Regions from separate parts of the Homo sapiens genome. Here region 2 is linked to region 1. The links are chromatin contacts, found by Hi-C or POLR2A ChIA-PET in ENCODE. All regions are on one chromosome and are shown on one strand. Each heading gives the region's core, a stretch centred on a gene start or an enhancer-like site at or near the end of the contact. The rest is flanking DNA. Distances are from core to core; before and after follow the strand shown. Region 1 holds the start of ZNF93 (zinc finger protein 93). Region 2 overlaps LOC105372310 (a long non-coding RNA gene).

Region 1 (4,121 bases), core at 1,036-3,535:
TCCCTAGGGAGAAAAGCCCTTTTCTGCCTACATTTTTGCAAGCCATAAAGATTTTAGAGTTAGTTGGTACTTCCTCCTGTTGTAATACTTTTTTGAAATTCATCTTTTACATAAATTAACGTTTTTATTTTACAAAGTCTAAAATGTTCCTCAAAACAATAACAACTTCATCGTCAGTAAGATCCTCCCAAAGGCCGGGCGCGGTGGCTCACGCCTGTAATCCCAGCACTTTGGGAGGCCGAGGCGGGTGGACCATGAGGTCATGAGATCGAGACCATCCTGGCTCACACGGTGAAACCCCGTCTCTATTAAAAAAATTTTTTTTAATTAGCCGGGCGTGGTGGTGGGTGCCTGTAGTCCCAGCTACTCGGGAGGCTCAGGCAGGAGAATGGCGTGAACCCGGGAGGCGGAGCTTGCAGTGAGTCGAGATCGCACCACTGCACTCCAGCCTGGGCGACAGAGCGAGACTCCATCTCAAAAAAAAAAAAAAAAGATCCTCCCAGTTTCCTTTCATCTTAACCTTAACTGCATCTGCTTGTGGGGCCCCAGCTTTCTGGGGCTCTGTACCTTCTCTCAGAATAACGCCTCCTTCCATGGCTCCGGTGAATAGGCTGGGACATCTGCAGGGGAGGCTCCCCAGAAAAAGCTAAATAGGACTTTATAAACTCCTGTTGGCTGGGCCCTGTGGCTCATGCCTGTAATCCCAGCACTTCAGGAGGCCAAGGCAGGCAGATCACCAGAGGCCGGGAGCTCGAGACCAGCCTGACCAACATGGAGAAAACCCGTCTCTACTAAAAACACAAAATCAGCCAAGCATGATGGTGCATGCCTGTAATCCCAGCTACTTGAGAGGCTGAGGCAGGAGAATCGCTTGAACCCAGGAGGTGGAGATTTCAGTGAGCCATGATTGCGCCACTGTACTCCACCTGGGCAACAAGAGCAAAACGCAAAACTCTGTCCAAAAAAAAAACCTTCTGTTTTAGGCTTAATATTAGCCTTAGCTTGGAGTCACTAGGCTCAAGCTTTGTCATGTCAGAGTTATTCACTTGGTTTTTGAAACTCAGTGTTTGAAAAATCCGTGAAATTACTCAAACACAGTATTTACATAAGGGAAGGAAATTTTAAGATGTCTATTTTTTTTTTAAGACGGAGTCTCACTTTGTCACCAAGGCTGGAGTACAATGGCAAGCTCTCGGCTCACTGCACCTCGCCTCCCAGGTTCAAGCAATTCTCGTGCGTCAGCCTCCCAAGTAGCTGGGATTACAGACGCCTGCCACCAATCCCGGCTAATTTTTGTATTTTTAGTAGAGACGGGGTTTCACTATGTTGGCCAGGCTGGCCTAGAACTCCTGACCTTGTGATCCACCCGCCACGGCCTCACAAAGTGCTGGGATTACAGGCATCAGCCACCGCGCTGGGCCAGGAAGGGGATTTAACCCTAACGCAGTTCCGGTTTTTGTGTCCTTCCCATATTGGCTGAGGTCCCACCGCACAATCTAAGCTGATCCTGGTTGGGCTAGACACAAACTTTTTCCATATAGGGTAAACGCGCGATGTTTTGAGAAAAGGAGAATGGGGAAAAAGAAGGGGTAGGGTTGATTTACAATTTTTACAACTTATGACCAGGAAGTTGAGTCTCTGAAGAGGAACTTAGCTGCCCTAACAACTCCTCAAGTGATCCGCCCGCCTCGGCCTCCCAAACTGCTGCGATTACAGGAGTGAGCCACCTTGCCCAGCCCCATAAATTTTTAATAGGAGAAAAGAGAAACTGTGAACCCAACCCACTAAAGCTCTTCCCATTCGTGAACCCGCACTCCGAGTCAGGATTCTCCCCTGACGACTCTCCCGTGGTCTCTGCACAATCTGGGAGAGAAGCGGCTCTGCGGGTGCGCAGCTGCCCAGCGAGGGCTCCAAGCCAGGGCACAGTCACCGCACAGTGAAGAGACAGGACGCCTGGGGGCTGCGCTATAAGCGCAGCCGCCATCTTATGGCTGAAGGGAACCGAGGCCGAGCTGGGCAAGAACTCCGGCGCAGATTGTGGAGCTGACTAAGGGGATACCTGAGTCCCGCCACCGTCACTTTCCACCGGTTCCAACCAGCCCCTCCCCGTCGCTTGGGATGTCGGACCGGCACTCTCACCATTTCTAGGCTTCCAGGGGTCCTGGTGTCTTAGCTGTGGATCTCCCAATACCTGCAGGTCACAGGGCCACAGAGGCTGGGCCTGTAGGAGCACAGGACACAGAGTAGTGAAGAGGAGACCTGGAGCTCCGGCTGCACCGAGAGACAAAGGACCCGCCAAACCAGAAGCCGCCCTGTTCGGTCCGGCTGCTTGCCTGATTGGACGTTTCCAGCCCAGCGTCCCTGATTGGATAATTCTTAAGGTCCCGCCCCCTCAGGACCTGAGTGACAGAAGATGTGATCACATGCTGGGCTGAGTGAAGAAGAGTAACAGCCTAAGCTGCAGCCTTTTCAGCCAGGGCTTCCTCTCTGAGCTGAGCCACGTCCACCCCAGAGCATGGGAACATTCTCTTTTTTACTCTCTCTTTTTGAATGTATTGAAAAGGTGAACAGAAGTATTTCGTTGTCATATTAATAATACCGTTGGAAGTAAAGTGTTTGGTGTCGCAAAGTGAAACCAGTACTCAGGCAAAAGTTTTTTTAGTAAGGCAATTTACTTCTGCAAAAGGTTTTTGTTTGCATTAATCACGATCGCAAGAGCACCCTGAACAAAGGAGGGAAGGGGTTTTTATTTTTAACGTAAAGTCTCTTCCTCTGTGTTACTCCCCCATGGGCTAGGGTCGGACCCCACAATCTAAACTGACCCGATTGGCTATTTGTAAATATTTTTCCAAATAAGGAAGGGAAGGGGCATGTATAAGTCACAGTGGTGGGACGTGTGGTTTTGAAGGGTGGGAAGGCTGCAGAGTGAGTAATCAAGGGAACAGATGTGAATTATTGATTAGAGCTGTTGGGAAGGAAGGTTGTTACAGTAACTAGGGGCAAGGAGGCATGGAGAACAAGCAAGTTGAGTTTGAGAACAAAGAACAAGAAAGTTAAGACTAAACCTTTGAAGAGGAATTTTATTGTATTTTACAATTTCCCCCTTTTAATTTTTATAATTAAAAAAAAACCTTTTTTTTTGAGATGGAGTTTTTGCTCTTGCTGCCTAGGCTGGAGTGCAATGGCACGATTTTGGCTCACTACAACATTTGCCTCCCAGGTTCAAGCAATTCTCCTGCCTCAGCCTCCCGAGTAGCTGGGAGTACAGGCATGTGCCACCACGACCAGCTAATTTTGTGTCTTTAGTATAGATGGGGCTTCTTCATATTGGTCAGGCTGGTCTCTAACTTCTGACCTCGGGTGATCCGCCCGCATCAGCCTCTCAAAGTGCTGGGATTACAGGCGTGAGCCACTGCGACCACACGCTTTTTAAAACTTTTTAAACATACCTTTACTTTGTTGTTTGACTTGATCTTTTAAAAGGAAAAGTTTATCTGAATAAGGTGGAGGAGAACTAAGGGAGGTTTTCGTAAGTGTCGTTTTTATAAGTCTTTGTACTAGCCCACAGATGCATGGTATGACACAACACCCAACAAGAATTAGTACACCTATTACAACTATAAGAGAAGTAAGAATTGAGGCTATGACTTTTTTTCGTTTACTGAACCACCTCTCTAGCCATTCTGAAAACGTGTTATTGACCCCAGAATTTTTAGCTAATTCATTGGATAAAGTGGTAAGTTCGTGTAAGGCCCTTCTTATGTTCCTATTGGGGGCAGTATTGTTTGGGATGAAGGTACAACATTTGAGTTTTAATCATAACACAAACTCCACCTTTTTCAGCTAATATTATGTCCAGGGCCATTTTGTTTTTCTAAGTTATCTGGCTAGTAGGCCTTAATTGGTTGGCTATTTCTTTGACAGCATTTCTGGTGTAATTAATAAACTAATATTGATTATAATAGATGTGATTTATCTATCTAATCTACATTTTTATTAATAGTTACCCGTGGAAATATTGATTTAAATCCTGCAGCTATTTGATCTTGGGCTTTGAATTCATCAGGTACCACCCGTGGGACTCCAGTTGTGTCTAAATAAACTTGAAAGTCAAAAGACAC
Region 2 (4,038 bases), core at 210-2,709, 340 kb before region 1:
TCATTTTACCAAAGGCTAAGCCTAAAATACTAGAATTTGCAACCCCTACCACTAAAAATGAGGCTCAGAAATTTATTGGCTTGTTTGGATTCTGGAGACATCATATTCCCCACTTGGGTAACATGTTACAACCTCTGCATGCAGCCACCAGAAAACGCTATGACTTTGGGGAGAGAAAGAGATCATGGCTTCCGAACAAGATAAACAAGCAGTGCAACTGGCCCTGGATCTATGACCCATTTGGGATGGTCCCGTAGAACTGCAAGTAACTGTCCTAGATCAACATGCTAATTGGAGCCTTAGGCAGAAACAAGATGGGAAGAGGTACATTTCTGGTTTTGGACCCAGAAACTGCCAGAGGCCAGCAAAGCTTATAACCCTTTCGAGGAGCAATTGTTAGCTTGCTATTGGGCTTTGCTGGAAACGAAACACCTCTGCTTCAACCATGATGTCTTTATGAGGCTTGAAATTCCTATTATGACTTGGGTCATGAGTTCCCCCGAAACTCACCAGATAGGGCACGCCAAGGGGGAGAACTGGGGGAGTTTCCATTCCGGGATTTGGGACGTCCCCAAGTTTCCAGCCTTGGGCTCCAGAGTCAGACACCGCACTCTCCAGGCTGGAAGATTCTCCACCAGGCCAGGAAGCAACAGCATGGGTTCCAGAGTGGGACACCCGCACTCACCAGACTATGAAGGACTCACCACCAGACCAAGAAGCAACAGCCTGAGCTCCAGAGTCAGACACCACCCTCATCAGACTGTGGAGGATTCACCACCAGACAGGGAAGCAACAGCCTGGGCTCCAGAGTTGGCCACTCGTCCGTGCACAGACGAGGAGAGGTCTCATGAAGCTTCGGTGCAGTCTGGGACCACAGCTCTTTAGTAACGAGTTGTTTGGCATAAAGCCCAGTCACAGGGCTCTTCAGGACAGGGCTTAAGGAACACAAAAAGGTCAGCTTGTTTTTGTGATTGTCTATTGTTTTTCAACAATAGTAGCTGTAATCCCAGCTACTCAGGAGGCTGAGGCAGGAAAATCGGGTGAGCGAGACCCCGCCACTGCACTCCAGCCTGGGTGACAAAGCGAGACTCCGTCTCAAAAAAAAAAAAAAAAACATTAGCTTTAGTATTGATAATACACTACTAACAAAGTAAACGTTGATTTTCTCTTGAACAAAAATTTTATGTATTATTAATATGCCAGCAAAATACTTCTGTTCACCTTTTGAATACATTCAAAAGGAGAGTGAGTACAAAAGAGAATTTTCTCATGCTCTGGGGGGGGCCTGGGTCAGCTCAGGAAGGAAGCCCTGCCTGTAAAGGCTGCAGCTTAGGCTGTCTCTCTTCACTTAGCCCAGCATCTGATCACATCTTCTGTCACTCAGGGCCTGAGGGGCGGGACCTAAAGCATTATCCAATCAGAGACGCTGGGCTGGAAACCGTCCAATCAGGCACGCAGCTGGAGCGACGAGGACGGCTTTCCGCTTTTGGCGCGGCCTTTGTCTCTAGCTGCAGCCGGCGTTTCAGGTCTCGTCTTCACTGGTCTGTGTCCTATTCTCCTGGAGGCCCAGCCTCTGTGGCCCTGTGACCTGCAGGTATTGGGAGATCCACAGCTAAAACCCCAGGACACCCTGGAAGCATAGAAATGGTGAGAGTGCCCGGCCGACATCCCGAGACAGGAAGAGGGGCAGGGTGGAACTGGTGGGAAGTGACTGTGGCGGGACTCAGGCCTCTTCGCAGTCAGCTCCACAATGTGCGCCCCAAGTTCTCCTTGCCCAGGTTGGCCTCAGCCCCCTTCAGCCTTAAGATGGCGACTGCGCTGACAGCCGGGCCGCCAGGCCTCCTGTCTCTTCCTCTCGCAGTGACTGTGCCATGGCCTGGAGCCCTTTCTAGGCAGCTCTGCAGCGGCAGCGCCGCGTTTCTCCCAGATTTTGCAGGGACCATGGGAGGGTCGTCAGGGGAGAATCCTGACTCGGGATGTGGGTTCATGAATGGGAAGAGCTTTGGTCCGTGGGGTTCACAGTTTCTCTTTTCTGTTATTAAAAATGTGTGGAATCCGGGAGGTGGAGCTTGCATTGAGCCGAGATTGCACCACCACTCCAGCCTGGGCGACAGAGGGAGACTCCGTCTCAAAGAAAAAAAAAAAGTATGGTGCCAGGTACGAAATGCCAGTAATCCCAACACTTTGGGAGGCTGAGAAGGGCTGATCACTTGAGGTCAGGAGTTGAAGACCAGCCTGGGCAAAATGGGGAAACCCCATCTCTACAAAGAAAATAGAAAAATTAGCTGAGTGTGATGGCGAATGTCTCTAGTCCCAGCTACTCGGGAGGCAGAGGAGAGAGAATCGCTTGAACCCAGGAGGCGGAGGCTGCAGTGAGCTGATATCACACCACTGCATTCCAGCCTGGGTGACAGAGCAAGACTTTGTCCTTTTTTTTTTTTTTTTTTTTTTTGAGACGGAGTCTCGCTGTCGCCCAGGCTGGAGTACAGTGGCGCGATCTCGGCCCACTGCAGGCTCCGCCCCCTGGGGTTCACGCCATTCTCCTGCCTCAGCTTCCCGAGTAGCTGGGACTACAGGCGCCCGCCACCTTGCCTGGCTAATTTTTTGTATTTTTAGTAGAGACGGGGTTTCACTGTGTTAACCAGGATGGTCTCCATCTCCTGACCTCGTGATCCGCCCGCCTTGGCCTCCCAAAGTGCTGGGATTACAGGCGTGAACCACCGCGCCCGGCCTAAGACTTTGTCTAAAAAAATAAATAAATACATAAATTATGGGAGTCACCGCAAAAATATCAAATAATTTAATCAGTCATTCAAGAGCACCCAGCTATAGTTTGTAGTTTGCGGTCCATGGGAGGGGCTTGAAGGAAACATTGATAAGGTGCATGATGAAGAAAACCATATTCAATAATTCAATACGTATAGTTATGTAGTTTCTTTGTACAATTAAGGTGGAAATTTCCTGGTTATGTAATCAGAGCTTAATTGGCAGTTTATGGTTTTTTAAGCCTGAATTTTGTTTCCCGAATGTAGTAATTTAGCAAAAACTGCACTTGAGTTTAGATTTTTATTTTAGAAGGAGGAATCCGAGGACTAGAGCATCCTCAGTCTAATTGCCTGCCACTTAATTATTTCCACACCCCACAGGGGACTGATTTTTCCCTAGCATTTTTCACATGTGTCCTAAGCAGGGCCTGAAATGTACCCCACGTTCCTCAATTAATCATTTTTTTTAAAGCATTGCATAACACTATTGAAAAGACTTGTTTTCTCTTTGTAAATATTTCCCAGAAGAAAGCAAAGAATAATCCCCTGACACTGTATTGTAAAAAATATCTGTGCCTGCATTTCTTTTGTTGTTTTTGTTTTTTGAGATGGAATCTGGCTCTATTGCCAGGCTGGAGTGCAGTCGCGCGATCTCGATTTACTGCAACCTCCGTCTCCTGGGTTCCAGCGATCCTCCTGCCTCAGCCTTTCCAGTAGCTGGGACTACAGGCGCGCGCCACCACGCCCAGCTAAATTTTTGTATTTTAAGCAGAGACGGGGTTTCACCATGTGGGCCAGGATGGTCTCAATCTCTTGACCTCGTGATCCACTCGCCTTGGCCTTCCAAAGTGCTGGGGTTAGGCGTGAGCCACCGCGCCCGGCTCCTCTTTTTCTTTTATTTTTCCAGAGAACTTACCAAAATGTTTTTGGGTCAAGATTACCCTTTGTAAACTTTGTAGGGTGATGTGTCCTCAGCTATCCTTCAGTTTTTTTTCTGGGCCTGAGTTTTAGTACTTTCTGGGAATAAACCAAGATACCCACCATGGCTATGTCTGGTAGAGTGTCTAGTGACTATTAGCTCTTGGGTCATTTTCTCCCATAGGACCACCTGAAGTATACAGTGTAGCCTCTCAAAAGAGCAGGTGACAGCCTTGGGGCTGAAAGGCATCTCCTGTTGCACTTCTTCTTTTTTCTTTTTTTTTTTTTTTTCCTGAAAAGCTAACCCCTTGAGGCTGGGTGCAGTGTCTCACGCCTGTAATCCCAGCACTTTGGG

What was found. A loop is a pair of places that touch in the nucleus more often than their neighbours do. ChIA-PET counts read pairs that join two places held with the same protein, here RNA polymerase II (POLR2A). Pooled maps may share reads with other maps.
Region 2: a loop to region 1 is called in a map of mammary epithelial cell, with 5 times the contacts of the local background. The contact joins the enhancer-like site here to the promoter of ZNF93 in region 1. A Hi-C loop is called at or near these places in 1 of 168 maps with a recorded cell type or tissue (mammary epithelial cell) and 8 of 50 pooled maps. POLR2A ChIA-PET finds 5 or more read pairs at or near these places in 7 of 52 experiments (Panc1, WTC11, activated CD4-positive, alpha-beta T cell and 2 more).

The regions. Positions count from the first base shown.
Region 1 is chr19:19,899,110-19,903,230 of GRCh38, reverse strand. ZNF93 (zinc finger protein 93) reads right to left here and starts at 2,285. Exons shown (of 4, transcript NM_031218.4): 1 at 2,140-2,285. The coding sequence starts at 2,142. RefSeq lists enhancers at 534-1,083, 1,632-2,181, 1,716-2,315.
Region 2 is chr19:20,235,897-20,239,934 of GRCh38, reverse strand. LOC105372310 (a long non-coding RNA gene) reads left to right here. Exons shown (of 7, transcript XR_007067164.1): 3 at 145-953; 4 at 1,385-1,647. Among named protein-coding and RNA genes, the nearest start is that of ZNF486, 71 kb to the right of the region's middle. RefSeq lists enhancers at 710-1,228, 1,740-2,250. Within about 2 kb of position 1,459, at least 17 of the 41 ENCODE cell types and tissues checked have a DNase peak (open chromatin) inside an H3K27ac peak, as active enhancers do; they include Panc1, where a contact is called at or near this core.